2 separate regions of the Homo sapiens genome follow, and region 2 is linked to region 1. Evidence: read pairs that join two places in POLR2A ChIA-PET (ENCODE). Cell type or tissue: GM12878. All regions are shown on one strand. Links, peaks and the distances in the headings refer to the core of each region. The heading gives the core; the rest is flanking DNA.

Region 1 (8,418 bases), core at 285-8,284:
GCATGCCTGTAATCTCAGCTACTCCAGGAGACAGAGGCAGGAGAATTGCTTGAACCCGGGAGGCGGAGGTTGCAGTGAGCCGAGACCTTACCATTATACTCCAGCCTGGGCAACAAGAGCGAAACTCTGTTGCAAAAAAAAAAAAAAAAAAAAAAGAAAGAAAGAAAGAAATTAAGCCTTAAACAAATAGAGAGAATATGTTCATGGTTCAGAAGATTCAATATTGTCATAATGTAACTATCTCCAAATTGATCTAGAGATTCAACACAATCCCAATAAAAATTCCAGCTGGCTTTTTCGCATGAATTGACAAGCAGATTCTAAATTTCATAATGGCCAGGTACAGTGTCTCACGCCTGTAATCCCGGCACTTTGGGAGGCCAAGGCTGGCAGATCACTTGAAGTCAGGAGTTAGAGACCAGCCTGGCCAACATGATGAAACCCAGTCTCTACTAAAAATACAAAAATTAGCCGGGCATGATGGTGCGGGCCTGTATTCCCAGCTACTCAGGAGACTGAGGCAGGAGAATTGCTTGAACCCGGGAGGTGGAGGTTGCAGTGAGCCGAGATCACACCACTGCACTCCAGACTAGGCGACAGAGTGAGACTCCATTTCAAAAAAAATAAAAATAAAATAAAAAATTAAAATTAAAAGAATCATAAGGATGTGCAAAGGACCTAGAATAGTGAAAACAACTTTGAAAAAGAAATGATTTCAAGACCTATTATTAAATCTACAGTCATCAAGACAGTGTATTATTGGAGTAAAGACAGATAAATAGAGCAATAAAACAGAATAGATAGTGCAGAAATGTCGCCTGAATATATATACGCAAGTGGATTTTCAAGAAAAGTTCAAAGGCAATGTAGTGGATAAAGAATGGTATTTTCAATAAATTATGCAAGAACAATTGATCTTCATACACAAAAACAAAAAAAATCAATACCTCATTGCATATAAGCACATATTTAAAATGGTTCATAGACCTATACAGGAAACCAAAAAATATGTATTTCTTTCCAACTTTTATTTTAGGTTCAAAGGCTACATGCGCAGGTTTGTTACACAGGTAAATTGCAAGTCACAAGGATTTGGTGTGCAGATAATTTTGTCACCCAGGTAATCAGCATAATATCCAGTCGACATCTTCCTCCCACCCTCCTCCATCCTTAAGCAGGTGCCAGTGTCGGCTGGGCGCAGTGGCTCAGGCCTGTAATCCCAGCACTTTGGAAGCCGAGGCAGGTGGATCACGAGGTCAGGATATCAAGACCATCCTGGCTAACATGGTGAAAACCCATCTCTACAAAATAAAATACAAAAAATTAGCCAGGCATGGTTGCAGATGCCTGTAGTCCCAGCTGCTCAGGAGGCTGAGGCAGGAGAATGGCGTGAACCCTGGAGGTGGAGCTTGCAGTCAGCCGAGATTGCCCCACTGCACTCTAGCCTGGGTGACAGAACGAGACTCCATCTCAAAAAAAAAAAAAAAAAAAAAAAGGTGCCAGTGTCTACTGTTACCTTCTTTGTGTCCATGTGTACTCAGCATTTACCTCCCACCTATAAGTGAGAACATGCAGTATTTGGTGAAATCTAAAATTTTAAAACTTCTAAAAGAAAACATAGGAGAAAATCTTTGTGACATTAGATTAGGTAAAGATTTCTTGGATAAGCCACTAAAAGAATGATATATACAAGAAAAATTGATAAACCATACTTCACTAAAAGTAAAAACTTTTGCTTTTCAAAAGACACAGTAAGGAAATGAAAAGTCAAGATATAGAGTGGGAGAAAATATTTTCAAGTCAAATACCTAATAATGAATTTGTATTTGGAATATAGTTTAAAAATTATCTAAGCTCAATGACAAAACTAATTTTAAAATGGGAAAAATATTTGAATGGATACATCAACAAAGAAGATATACTGATAGAAAATAAGTTCAGGAAGAGATATTCAACATCATTTTTACTTAGAGAAATTCAAATTAAAACTATAATGAGATATTGCACACCTATTAGAATGTTTATAATTAAAAAGACCAACTATACCAAGTGTTGTTGAGGATGGAGAGGAAATAGAACTCTCAAAGATTATTATTGGGAATGCAAAATTACAACTACTTTGGATAACAGTTTGGAAGTTTCTTACAAAGTTAAATATACACCTATCATAAAAGACAGCTATTCTACACGAAGATATTTACTAAGAGAAATGGAAGCATATGTCCATACATAGACTTATAAGTGAATGTTCATAGCAGCTTTGTTTGTAATAGCCAAAAAGGGAAACAGCTCAAATGTCAACGTTTCATTGATGTCAACCATCAAAAAGTGACCAAATAAACAAACTGTGGTATATCCATACAATGGAATACGATTCAGCAATAAAAATTAACAATTGATACCCACAACATGAATGAATCTCAAAGTAATTGTGTTGAATGAAATCTGTAATAGGAAGCAGATCGGTGGTTACCTAAGGATCCAGAAGAGGAGCAGGGAGAAATAAGAGGGAACAAAACAGGTCATGAGGAAATTTTGGGGTGAAGAACATGTTCATTATCCTAATAGTAATGATGGTTTTGGGGTTTATACATATGTCAAAATTATAGGATTGTACATTTCAAATATGTCCAATTCATTGTATATCACTTATACCTAAATAACACTGTTGAAAATATGTTTCGATGCATTTTTATGAAATTTTACATGTAAAAAAATTTATAAAAAGAAGCATAAGAGTACTAAGAAACAAGAGTAAGTCTTCAGTGCATGTGTACTCCTGGATGGTTAATACTTACTGCATATGTATTAGTCCAGTGTTTTACCACTTCTTGAGATCGCAAATGCATTTCTTTCTTTGCCTTTCTTTCTGCACGGAGGCATGCTGCTTCTCTTGTCAACCTGTCAAGGCTATCTTGAATCCTTTTCCACTCATCGTGTGGAATTATGGTGACCTGCTGGAGATCTACTTTGCTAGGTAGAAGAGGCAGATAGAGAACTTGATCTTCTTCAGAGTTTCTTATTTCTAATAAATTGTAAAAAATGATTATTAAAGACTTACGGGAACAGTTTAAGTGATATTCGTCTGAGAAGTTCCGATATTGGCATGATAACTGGAAATTATTTCAAATACTTAATTTACTCTTGTTATCCTAAGAACAGCTATGATTAAGTGAAAAAAAAAATACAAAGCCTTGAAATCAGAAGGCATATATTTGAGTCCTTGCTTAATCACTTCCTTACTGTGTAAACTTGGGCAAGTCATTTAACTTTTTGGAATCTCAGTATCCTCATCTTTAAAATAGAGATCTCCTAGTAATACCCATCCCAACAGCTTGTTATAAAAGTATTTTTCAAAGTTAACAAAGTGGCAGTTTATAAATGGATAACTTTGTGGGTGGGTGTTCATCTTTTGGGGCTGTAGGCACTATGACTGACTCTACTCAACCTCTTCCCACTGAGCAGCAGCAACATAATTTGGAGAACTCACTATAGTCCCAGGGTGGGCCTAATTGGTTTAAGAACACTTGTATCTCCATTGTCAATCATTATTTCTTTAAAAAGCAAAGAAACAGGACAAAAGGTTTACTTGCAACTTTTAGAAAAGTTCTTCCTTGTTCTTCTGGGAGAGACATCCAAAAGACTCTCAAGCTAAGTTTGAACAAGGAAGAAAGACAGACAAACAGCTATGACCACAAGATAAACCAGCCTTGAATGAAGTTATTATTGCAAAGAAGCTGTTACTGCAAAGAAGAAACAATGGGAGAATCTGAGGCAATGATGATCTCTTTATTCTGCTAATCAACTCAACCTGAAGCCTGGAGTTCCTGTTATAAAGTTAAAAAATGTCCTTATTTTTGAAGATGATTGAGTTGGGTGTTCCGTTATATGAATTTAAAGCATCCTAAATGAAACAGTGGAACTCATAACAGATCTCCTTGGAAAAACGGTCCTACCCTTTTAATCGATCAAGGTTCTTAATTACTAACAGCCAAACTTACTCTAACTAATTTAGGCAGAAAAGGAATTAATTAAGGGGCATTAAGTAATGGACTCAATCTCCTAGAGAGCCATAGTCATCCTTATAAGCTATATATGCAAGACATCATACAAACCACATCATGAGGTTCCAGTGAGGGCCCATGGCAACCGGCTTTGTGTAGGCATCTCAACTTGCCCCATTTACAACTTGCCCCACTGGATACCATTTACTTGAATACTTGAATCTTCGCCACTGTTGCCTCTGAAATTGGTACTCTGTTGTTGCCATTTTCTATACACACACACACACACACAAACTGATTCAACATGCTGTTTGTTTCCTTATATTGCTCTCTTCAGAATATAAATCTGGCATATGTAAAATTGATTGGCTGAGTCTTTGTCCCATGCTTGCACTCTAACTGTAAGGGTGGCTGAAAAAGTGAATTCTGCCTTCTGTCTTAAGGAGGTAAGACATCAAAGGAAGGAAATTCACCAAAATAGGAAAGGCATTTGAACAACGATGGGTGGCCACAGGCATAACAAAGGTAGGACAGCAGAGTGGGTAAGAGTGTGGATTCTGGAGTCAGACTACCTGAACTTTTTCTGAACATACCATATATTAACTATATGAATCTAGATAAAATTATTTTACCCTTCTGAATCTGTTTCCTTAATTGCAAAATGGGGTCATTAACAGTATCTACTGTACGTAAAGAATTTAAGACTAGCGCCTGGTACATAATATGTTCTCAACAAATATTAGCTATTATTATTTTTACTATTAGTATGAGGAGAAGAATGAAACAAGTAGAGAGAAAGGCAGAAGCAAGAAAATCACGTGGTTCCAGAAAGAGAAAGATACTGAAAGAAAAGCCTTTAGGACCAAATAAAGTCTTCTTGGGGTTTAAATTAAGGCAGGTAGAGGTGAGAACTTGGTGACTAAACTAAAGTGTGAGTTTACAACCACAGGCACTATCTTGCCTACCACATACCAAACCTCTGCACGCAAAATAAAGCCAAACAAAGCTGATTTTATCATGAATCTTTAGTTGCAAAGAGTATCATCATGACTCTTTAGTTGCAAATGACTAATCTAACTCACAGCAGTTACGATAAAAAGAAGAATACTGTGTCTCCCGTATCTGGGGATTGTGGTGTAACTTGATTCAGAACACTGTTCTACTTAAGAGTCATGACCAATACATCCTTACAGCCTTGTAACAAATTTCCTTTATTTTGCCTAAACCAGCTCAGCTTGGCTTTTGTTACCTGCAATCAGAAGCTAACCAAACAACGGTCTCTAAGTTAAACCATCTGCCTTTTGATTAACAAATTGCTAGGCATGTTAATATCTTTGTCTGACCCAAGAGTCATTCTAAACTTAATTCGCTAAAATTCTAAAGAGGGTCAGTATAGCACATGGCCTATTCTGGCAGGAGCTGCTCTCCACAAAGTATACAGTGGTAAGTGGGCCTTGGCAGCGGTGGCAGGAGAGCAGGATGTTAGAAAGCTATGCAGTGCAAAGTGTGATCCCTCCTGTTTGACATCTCAAATCTTTAGTAGAGTTAACTGTTCACAGGATGTTTTATTCAAATAGATCTTTTCATGGACTCTGACACAGGAACAAACAAAGAGAACAGCCACAAATGTGGGAATAGAGTTGGGTAACCACAAAGAAAAAAAAAGCCCACAGAAAGCTTGGGAAAGGCTTTTTACTATCTCAGGCCACTGAAGTTGGGGCAAGTTCCCCATATCTTTGGAGATCAGGAGAGCCCTGGTTGAGAACAGAGCTATAGATGATTTCATATATCCCCACTTTAATCCACTGGTTGATGTAAAATTTAGCTCTTAGAGGGCAATCTTACTTCCAAGATTCCTACCCCACAGTAGCTCTCATACAATGTCAGTAGAGGCTGTTAGAGAAGTTGAAGAAGGGCAGGCCACAGTTGAATGAAGGGACATGAAAGACAGAGACAGATGGACAGAGAGAGAATATAAATAGGCAGACTCGCAAGCAGGAGAGAGGGGACAAAAGCAGTGGCAAGTTACCTAAAAGTGTCTAAAATCAGTCCATGTACCTGCCATATTGACACATTTTCCATGGATTAGATCATCTTTTTATTGAGTTATAATACACATAAAAATCCGCCACTGTAAACAGTAGCATTCAATGGTTTTTACTCTACTGTCAAAGCTGGGCAACTATCACTACTATCTAATTCAGAACACTTTCATCATTCCAGAAGGAAACTCTGTATGCATTAGCAGTCCTCTCCTCCTCATAGCTCCTGGCAACCACTAATCTACTTTCTGGCTCTACGGATTTGCCCATTGGAGACATTTCATGTGCATGGAATCATACAATATGTGGCATTTTATATCTGGCTTCTTTCACTCAAATAATGTTTTCAAGGTTCATTCACATTGTAGAATGTATCAATACTTGATTCCTTTTCGTTGTTGTTGTTGTTGTTGTTGTTGAGATGAGTCTGTCTCCATCGCCCAGGGTGGAAAGCTGTGGCACAATCTCGGTTCACTGCAACCTCCATCTCCCGGGTTCAAGCAATTCTCCTGCCTAGCCTCCCAAGTAGCTGGGACTACAGTCATGCACCACCATGCCCAGCTAATTTTTTTTGTATTTTTAGTAGACATGGAGTTTCACTGTGTTGGCCAGGCTGGTCTCAAACTCCTGGCCTCAAGTGATCCACCTGCCTTGGCCTCCCAAAGTGCTGAGATTACAGGTGTGAGCAACCATGCCTGGCCCTAATTCCTTTTTATGGCTGAGTAATATTCCATTCTATAGAAGTAGCACATTTTGTTTATCCATTCATCAGTTGATGGATATTAGGGGTGTTTCCACCATTTGACTATTATGAATAATTCTGTTATGAACATTCACAGGTTTCTGTGTGGACACATATTTTTCATTATCTTTGGTATATGCTTAGGAACAGAATTATAACTCCATATTTAACATTTTGAGAAAGTACCAAATTGTTTTTCAAAGTAGCTGTACTATTTTACATTTCCACTAACAACATACGAAGGTTTCAATTTCTCCACATCCTTCCCAACAGTTATTACTGTCCCTTTATTTTTTCACTCATCCTAGTGGGTGGGAAGTAGTATCTCACTGTAGTGTTGATTTGTATTTCTATAATAGCTAATGAAGTTGAGCATCATTTCATGTGCTTATTGGCTATTTATACATCTTGTTTGGAGAAATATCAGTTCAAATCATTTGTCCCTTTTTAAAAATGGGCTGTCTTTTTATTGTTGAGTTGTAAGAATTCTTTATAATCTGGATTATAGATCCTTAGCATATATATAATTTACAAATATCTTCTCCCATTCGGTGGATGTATTTGCACTTTTTGATAGTGTTCTTTGATGTATTAATACTAAAGTTTTTAATTTTGAGGAAGGCCAAATCTGTTTTTCTTGGGTTGATTGTGCTTTTGGTGTCATATCTAAGAAATTGTTGCCTAATCCAAGATAATAAAGATGTATGTATAAGTTTTCTTCTAATAGTTTTATAGTTCTAGCTTTTATATTTAGTTATATGATTCATTTCAAACTAATATTTGTATGTGGTGTGAGGTGTCTATAAATTTGGGAGTCAAAATTCATTATTTTGCATATGGATATCCACTTATCCCAGCACCATTTGTTAAAAATTCTACTCTTTCCCCATTGCATTAACATTCTTGTCAAAACCCACTTAGTATAGATGTATGGGTTTATTTCATTATTTCTATTACACTCATCTATATGTCTTTCCTTAAGCCAACACCACAATCTCTTGGTGACTGTAGTTTTTTTTATTGTTTTTAGAAACAGGGTCTCTCTATGTAGCCCTGGCTGGAGTGCAGTGGCTATTCATAAGCACAACCATTGTGCACTACACCCTCGAACTCCCGGTCTCAAGTGATCCTTCTGGCCACAACCACCTGAGTAGCTGGGACTATAGGTGCACATTCCCATGTCCAGCCAATGAGTGTAGCTTTGTAGTAAGTCTTAATATCATGAAGCGTGAGTCCTCCTACTTATTAATATTTCTTCAGATTCAAAATTGTTTTAGCTATTCTATTGTCCTTTTCATTTCCATATGAATTCTAAGATCAGCTTGTCAATATCAACAAAAAAGCCAAGTAGAATTTTGATAGGAATTGTGTTGAATGTGTAGATCAATTTGGGAAGTATTGCCATCTGTCTTAGTCCATTTTCTGTTGCTATAACAGAATACCTGAAACTAGATAATTTATAAAGAACAGGATTTTATTTCTTAGAATTATAGAGGCTCAGAAGTGCAAGGTTGAGGGGCTGCATTTGGTGAGGGCTTTCTTGCTGGTAAGGTCTCTCTGCAGAGTCTGGAAGTAATGCAGGGCATCATATGGCAAGGGGGCTGAGGATGCTAGCTCAGATCTCTCTTCC
Region 2 (8,268 bases), core at 1-8,000, 78 kb after region 1:
TTCCCAGGCTGTAGCAGCTGTGGCTCAAATGACCCCAGGAACCCCAGATAAGATTGGTGCTGCTGCTCCAGAGGGCACGAGGTGGAAGCCTTGGTGATATCCACGTGGTATTAATTCTGCAGGCCCACAGAATGCAAGAGCTATGGAGATGTGGCTTCCACTTAGATTTCAGAGGATTTATTGGAAAGCCTGGGTGCCCAAGCAAAAGCCTGCGGCAGAGTCAGACCCTTCACAGCCAGCCTCTGCGAGAGTAATGCCTGGTGGATTTGCAGGAGGGCCACTGCCTTCCAGCCCCCAGAATGATAGAGCCACCAGCAGTGTGTACCTTCAGCCTGGAAAAGCCTCTGGCATTTGACTCCACCTTATGAGAGCAGCCACATGGGCTGCACCCAGAAAAGCCACAGGGATGGGTCTGCTCAAGGCCTCAGGACCCACCAGTGTGCCCAGGTTGTGGGACATAGAGGAGATTATTTTGGAGTTTTAAGATTTAATGCCTGCCCTGCTGGGTTTTGGACACGCATGGGGCCTATTACCCTTTTCTTTTCACTGATTTCTCCCATTTGACATGGGAATGTTTGACATGGGAATGCCTGTATAACCATTGTATCTTGGAATGAAATAACTTGTTTTTTATTTTACATGCTCATAGCTGAAAGGAACTGTTCTTGAATCTCAGATGAGATTTTGGACTTTGGACATTTGAGTTGGTACTGGAACAACTTAAGACATTTGGGACCGTTGAGATGGATGATTGTACTTTACATGTGGGAAGGACATCAGTTTTGGGGGCCAGGGGTGGAATGCTATGGTTTGGAAATTCTTCCCCTCCAAACCTCATGTTGAAATTTGATCCCCAGGATTGGAGATGGGGCCTAATGGGAGGTGTTTGAGTCATGGGGGCAGACCTAGAGCTGTGGTTGGCCAAGTTCCCTGCTGTTGGGACTAAGCTGGCGTGAATGAAGAGAACAGATACAGATGCCCAGTGACTGGGGATGGGGGATGATGTTAACGTCTGGTTCTAGGCCTTCCTGACACAGTTCCATTCCTGTCTTTTCCACAGTTGGATGGTGATGTGACCCAATAGATCCTTTTTTGTTTTGAATCAAGTTTCTATCTCTTGCAACGAAAAATATGCTAAGTCAAGGAAGGGCTTTGTCCCTTGTTAAAATGTAAATATTTTTGGAAAGTGTATTGTGTTTTCTATCACTTCTGTAAGAAATTACCACAAACTTAGTAGCTTAAAGTAATACAAATTTATTTTATAATTCTGCAGGATAGAAGCGTGGTACAGGATTCACCATATCAGTGTTAGGAGCCTTAATTCTCCTTTCCATGTAACCTGATACACAGATTCCAAAGATCAAGATGTAGACATCTTTAGGGGACCATTATTCTGCATACCACAGATAGTGATATATTGTCTTATCCTGACTTTCGCAATTCCATTTGATTTGAGAGGAGTTTCTGACAGAAAGAAAAAGAAAAAAACAAAAAACAATGATGGGTGTCAGGAACTCCTGAGGAGTGGAAGATAGAAAGTAGGTTTAGGAAAAAAAAAAAGAAGTTGGTGACAGGGTCATTGACTATTAGACCATTCTGCCAAGGGCTGGAAGCAAAATATAATGCAAGAGAAGTGACTAATTGTGTCAAAGATGTAGATTATCAAGAGCCCCAGGTCTTTTTGCATATTAGGAGGCCATGTAACTTGAATCTTAATTACCCTAAGCCAATCATGGATAGTCCATCCTCCTTGCCAGTGTTTGGTGGAGGAATGTATGTGAAGCAGTTCTAACCTCTAAGATATTAGAAGAAGGGTTCTAGGGGGGTGGTCCTCTACCAAAAAAAAAAAAAAAAAAAAAGGTTTTTGCTCCTAGGAGAGAGAAAGACTCAAGGTGATAAAGAGTTCATCTTTCTTGAGGCTAATATAAAAAGTTGTTTTCACATAATTTATTTGCCAATTATTATTTTGAGACAAAGTCTTGCCTGTTGCCCAGTCTGGAATGCAGTGGCCGGATCTCAGCTCACTGCAACCTCCGCCTTCTGGGTTCAAGTGATTCTCATTCCTCAGCCTCCCAAGTAGCTGGGATTACAGGTACCCCACCACCTCCAGCTAATTTTTGTATTTTTAGTAGAGATGGGATTTCACCATGTTGGCCAGGCTGGTCTCGAACTCCTGACCTCAAGTGATCTGTCTGCCTTGGCCTCCCAAAGTGCTGGAATTACAGGCATGAGCCACTGTGCCTAGCCCAATTATTATTAAATGTCAATCTATATAAGACAACCAAAGTATTTCATAATATCAAGTATTTCATAAGGTGTTTTAGCTATAGCAATTATTATTTAACAGCTAAGAAATAGAGCAGTGTAAGAAAATAATATTTATAAAGTTATGAAATATCAATACTGATATTAAGGCTTCATTAGGCCAGATGTGGTGATCACACCTATAATCCCAGCACTTTGGGAGGCCCAGGCTAGAGAATTACTTGAGGCCAGGAATTTAAGACCAGCCTGTGCAACTCTATCTCTACAAAAAAATCCAAAAAATTACCTGGGCGTGGTGACACATGCCTGTAGTCCTAGCTACTCAAGAGGTTGGGGTGGGAGGGTCACTTGAGCCTAGGAGTTTGGGGCTGCAGTGAGCTATGATCATGCCACCACACTCCAGCCTGGGTGACAGAGTGAGACCCTCTCTCTCAAAAAAAAAAAAAAAGAAAAAAAAAGCTTCATTAACTATCACAGTAGTAAATAACACAACTTACCAATGTTTCACATTTGAAAGACTCTATATGAAATTAATTCTATTGTCAAGAAATTAAATGAGAGGAATTCTCATTTTTATTGAAGGTAATAAATAAAGCATCACCTAACATTATATACTAGTCGTTTTTCTTATTTATTTATTTATTTTCTCTTGAGACGGAGTCTCGCTCTGTTGCCCAGGCTGGAGTGCAGTGGTGCGATCTCTACTCACTGCAAGCTCCACCTCCCGGGTTCACACCATTCTCCTGCCTCAGCCTCCTGAGTAGCTGGGACTACAGGAGCCCGCCACCACGCCCGGCTCATTTTTTGTATTTTTAGTAGAGACAGGGTTTCACCGTGTTAGCCAGGATGGCCTCGATCTCCTGACCTCGTGATCTGCCCGCCTTAGCCTCCCAAAGTGCTGGGTTTACAAGCGTGAGCCACCGTGTCTGGCCTTTTTTTTTTTTTTTTTTTTTTTCTGAGACGGGATTTTGCTCTTGTTGCCCAGACTGGAGTGCAGTGGCGCGATCTTGGCTCACTGCAACCTCTGCCTCCTGGGTTCAAGCGATTCTCCCGCCTCAGCCTCCTGAGTAGCTGGGATTACAGGCATGTGCCACCACGCCTGGCTAATTTTGTATTTTTAGTAGAGATGGGGTTTCTACATGTTGGTCAGGCTGGTCTCGAACGCCCGACCTCAGGTGATCTCCCCCGCCTTGGCCCCCCAAAGTGCTGGGAATACAGGTGTGAGCCACCACACCCGGCCAAGATATACTAGTCCTTTTACAAAAGAAGACATGTATGTGGCCAAAAAGCCTATGAAAAAAAGGTCGGTATCACTGATCATTAGAGAAATGCAAATCAAAACCACAGTGAGGTAATATCTCACACCAGTTAGAATAGCTATTACTAAAAAACGAAAAAAATAACAGATGCTGGTGAGGTTGTGGAGAAAGGAGAACATTTATACACTGTTAGTGGGAGTGTAAATTAGGTTCAGCCATTGTGGAAAGTAGTGTGGTGACTCCTCTAAGAGCTAAAAACAACTATCATTTGACCCAGCAGTCCCATTACTGGGTATACATATACCCAAAGGAATATAAATCATTTTACCATAAAGACACATGCCTGCAAATGTTCATTGCAGCACTATTCACAATAGTAAAGACATGGGATCAACCTAAATGTCTGTCAATGACGGATTGCAAAAAGAGAATGTGGTACACATACATCATGGGATACTATGCAACCTTAAAAAGGAGTGAGATCATGTCTTGTGGGAACATGGATGGAGCTGAAGGCTATTATTCTTAGCAAACTAATGCAGGAAGAGAAAACCAAATACTGCATGTTTTCACTTATAAATGGAAGCTAAATTCTGAGAATCCATGAACACAAGGGAGCAACAAACACTTTAGGGTGGAGGGTTGGAGGAGGGAGAGGAGCAGAAAAAATAACTATTGGGGCCAGGTGCAGTGGCTCACACCTGTGACCCCAGCATTTTGAGAGGCCAAGGCGGGTGGATCACTTGAGGTGAGGAGTTCAAGACCAGCCTGGCCAAAATGGCAAAACCCCGTCTCTACTAAAAGTATAAAAATTAGCCAGGCATGGGTGTGCATGCTTGTAATTCCAGCTACTCTGGAGGCTGAGACATGAGAATTGCTTAAACCCAGGAGGCAGAGGCTGCAGTGGGCTGAGATCATGCCACTGCACTCCAGCCTGTGCAACAGAGCGAGACTCTGCTTAAAACAAACAAAAAACACTGTTGGGTACTAGGCTTAATGCCTGGGTAATGAAATAATCTGTTCAACACACCCCCATGACACAAATTAACCTGTATATCAAACCTGCACATGTACCCCTGAACCTAAAATAAAGGTTGAAAAACAAAAACAATATAGTAGTCTTTAGTAAAATTGGGGTATATAAATTATAAAAATTCAAGAAAAGAAGAAGTTGTGACACAAATTTTATGGACTATATAGCAATGAACATAAAAATATGGCCAACAGAACTGTCTTCTTAAAATCCGGGGCATCGTCATACAGTCTTTAACTCTGAATTGAATTTCGATGTTATTTTGAAGTTGTGAGTCATAGACTGTTAAACTCGTACTGGGGCCCTCTGAGTTAAAAGATAATATTTTTGTGGGGGCCTCACTGGACGGGTGTTGAGCATCCTGCTCAAACCTCCAGTGAATATTGCAGATCCCAACTGGCCGCCTCCTAAGGGTGTTCTGAGCTGGTTTAGGAAGAGTCACTGCAAATTGTGCCACGTTGGATACACAAGATTGCCAACATTTCAACTTTTACCTTTGAAATTCAAAACAGACCACAAGATTGTATACCTACAAGTACCTACAGAGGTTCTCGTTGGGAAATCTGAAGTACCAGCACTGTATCCATCAGCCTTAATAGACTGTAGTTAATTATTACCCACTCCCCAACCTTTGTTCAGTGGCATTTAAAAGTCAGGCTGAGCATGTATAATCTGTGAACACTTTCAGCAGAGACTTGTGAAATACATCTTTCATTTGAAAGTTCACAGACAAACTTTTGTTTCTAGTTCTTTCCTGGACAGATAAATACATAAAAGTGGTACTTGTGGTTTCCCGAAGGTGTGTTTCTGCAGCCCTTCTCTAACCCTTTATAGCTTTTCCCTCCTCACACCTTGACCATCAAGGAAATGAGTCGTACCTTCTTCCCTGTCGAGAGAACACAGGCCCTCCTTGTGCGCGGGCAGACATTTGAGATTAGAGCTTTACTAGTTGTATGATTTTTTGAAAACTTTATTTACTGTTAAATATGATACGAATACAGAAATCCACATGAGACAAATGTACAGCTTGAGTTATTAAAGGGCAACTACCTTGCAACTGGCATCCATGTCAGGAGAGAATACCTTGCCAACTACCCCAGACACCCTCCACATGTATCTCCTAAACCCTTATCGATAACCTCTGTCTTCACTATGGGGATTATTTTCTTTCTCTTGGATATTATCCACCTGTATTATGAGCATCCTGTGGCTGCTGTAAAAAATTAAACTAGATGGCAACAGAAATGTGTTCTTTCAAAGTTCTGGAGCCCAGAGGTCTGAATTTGAGGTGCCAGCAGGGCTGCACCCCTGGGGGACCTAGGGAAGAATCCATTCTTTTCCAGCCTCCTGTGGTTGCTGGCATTCCTTGACTTGTGGCCACATCACTCCAATCTCTGCTCCCTGGTCACATTGTCTCCTCCTCTTCCATCTGTGTCAAATCTCCCTCTGCCTAACTCTTATAAGGACACTTGTTGTTGGATTTAGGGCCACCAGGATAATCTAGGATGACTTTCTTTTCTTTTCTTTTCTTTTTTGAGGTGGAGTCTCGCTCTGTTGCCAGGCTGGAGTGCAGTGGCAAGATCTCACCTCAATGCAACTTCCGCCTCCTGGGTTCAAGTGATTCTCGTGCCTCAGCCTCCAGAGTAGCTAGGATTACAGGCACGTGCCATCACACCCGGGTAATTTTTGTATTTTTTTTGTACAGATGGGGTTTCACCATGTTGGCCAGGATGGTCTCGATCTCCTGACCTCGTGATCCACCCGCCTTGGCCTCCCAAAGTGTTGGGATTACAGGCGTGAGCCACCACACCTGGCCTCTAGGATGATTTTCTTAAGATCCTTAATTACATCTACAAAGATCCTTTTTCCAATTAAGGTAACATTCATAGGTTCCAGGTAGTAGGACGTGGTCATATTTGCATTCAACTCACTACATCACCCAACTGTAAATCTCTAAACACTGTATTTAGCTTTGCTTTGTCTTTTAGCTCTCTTATTTTATAAATTCCTTGTCCATCTCTTCTTTATTTCAACTCCTGGCAGTGTATTTGTTGAAGAACCTTGATCATATATCCTACTTTTTCAATGTTGGTATTTTACTGATTCATGTTGTGTAGATTAGCACATTCCTCTGTTCTCTGTATGTCCTATATGTTGATACTTAGATCTAGAGGCCTAATCAGATTCAGGTTTGATTTTGTTTTTGTCAAGACTACTTCATAGGTGATGATGTGTTTGACAAAAGATACCTAACATTTGGGCCAGGTGTGGTGGCTCACGCCTGTAATCCCAGCACTTTGCGAGGCTGGGATCACTTGAGGTCAGGAATTCGAGACCATCCTGGCCAACATGGTGAAACCCCATCTCTACTAAAAATACAAAAAAATTAGCCAGGCATGGTGGCGGGCACCTGTAATCCCAGCTACTCAGTAGGCTGAGGCACAAGAATCGCTTGAACCTGGGAGGTAGAGGTTGCAGTGAGTCGAGATGGTGCCGCTGCACTCCAGCCTGGACAACAGAGTGATACTCTATCTCAAAAAAAAAAAAAAAAAAAACCTAACGTCTGGTTATCTGTGATGTTAGCAGCTGTAGATGCTCAATCCTAGATCCTTAATTCATTAAGGGTTGCAAAATGGTGATTTCCAATGCTATTGTCTCTTCCTTTTTTTTTTTTTTTTTGAGATAGAGTCTCGCTCCGTCGCCCAGGCTGGAGTGCAGTGGCACGATCTCAGCTCACTGCAAGCTCCACCTCCTGGGTTCACGCCATTCTCCTGCCTCAGCCTCCTGAGTAGCTGGGACTACAGGCGCTCGCCACCACGCCTGGCTAATTTTTTGTATTTTTAGTAGAGATGGGGTTTTACCGTGTTAGCCAGGATGGTCTTGATCTCCTGACCTCGTGATCTGCCCGCCTCGGCCTCCCAAAGTGCTGGGATTACAGGCATGAGCCACCGCGCCTGACCGCTGTTGTCTCTTCTTGGTCTATTTGTTTAAATACTTCTATAAAAAGAGACATTCCCTCATTTACTAGTTGTTTACTCAGAGTTACAGTTTGTGTAGGAAAGGCAGGTTAAATGCTTGATTCTTCCCTTTATTTACTAGTTTGCAAAATAGTTGTTAGCGTCCTCCAAAGATGATTTATTAGGTTTATTTATTTATTTTTTTGAGACAGGAAGTCTCGCTCTGTAGCTAGGCTGGAGTACAGTGGCATGATCTTGGCTCACTGCAACCTCCGCCTCCCGGGTTCAAACGACTCTCCTGCCTCAGCCTTCCGAGTAGCTGGGACTACAGGCGTGCACCACCACGCTCAGCTAATTTTTCTTGTATTTTTAGTAGAGGTGGGGTTTCACCATGTTGGCCAAGATGGTCTCAATCTCTAGACCTCGTGATCCGCCCGCCTTGGCCTCCCAAAGTGCTGGGATTACAGGTGTGAGCCACCGTGCCCGGCCGGTTAGGTTTTTAAAAAAATCATTATTTAATCATTTTTAAATCATTAATTTAAACATTTTTTTTCAGTCCACTGCAGTTACTCTTATTCATGCATGATTTATTCCATCTTGAGCCAGTGGAATCGTCTGCAGATTGTTTCCAACTACTTCAGTTAAAACCTTAATAGTTTTTGATAGCTTCTTTGCTATCTTGTATAACAAGATGCACCTGGCCCATTTTGTACAATTCCTGCGTCAAACCTGGAATGAACCATTTGTTTAAGCA

Evidence for each region. Peaks named below come from ENCODE experiments on the same cell type or tissue, not always from the same donor. Only the 100,000 strongest peaks of a DNase experiment are listed, where the experiment ranks them.
Region 2: POLR2A ChIA-PET joins it to region 1 with 5 read pairs; 5 of 35 experiments call an interaction of 5 or more read pairs at or near these places.

The regions. Positions count from the first base shown.
Region 1 is chr2:169,678,209-169,686,626 of GRCh38, forward strand. CFAP210 (cilia and flagella associated protein 210) reads right to left here. Exons shown (of 9, transcript NM_001085447.2): 2 at 2,799-3,025. Among named protein-coding and RNA genes, the nearest start is that of CFAP210, 12 kb to the right of the region's middle. In GM12878, for the core only: no CTCF peak of the experiment used is centred there; no DNase peak of the experiment used is centred there.
Region 2 is chr2:169,756,573-169,764,840 of GRCh38, forward strand. No RefSeq gene overlaps it. Among named protein-coding and RNA genes, the nearest start is that of KLHL23, 27 kb to the left of the region's middle. In GM12878, for the core only: no CTCF peak of the experiment used is centred there; DNase peaks (open chromatin) are centred at 3,579 and 5,378.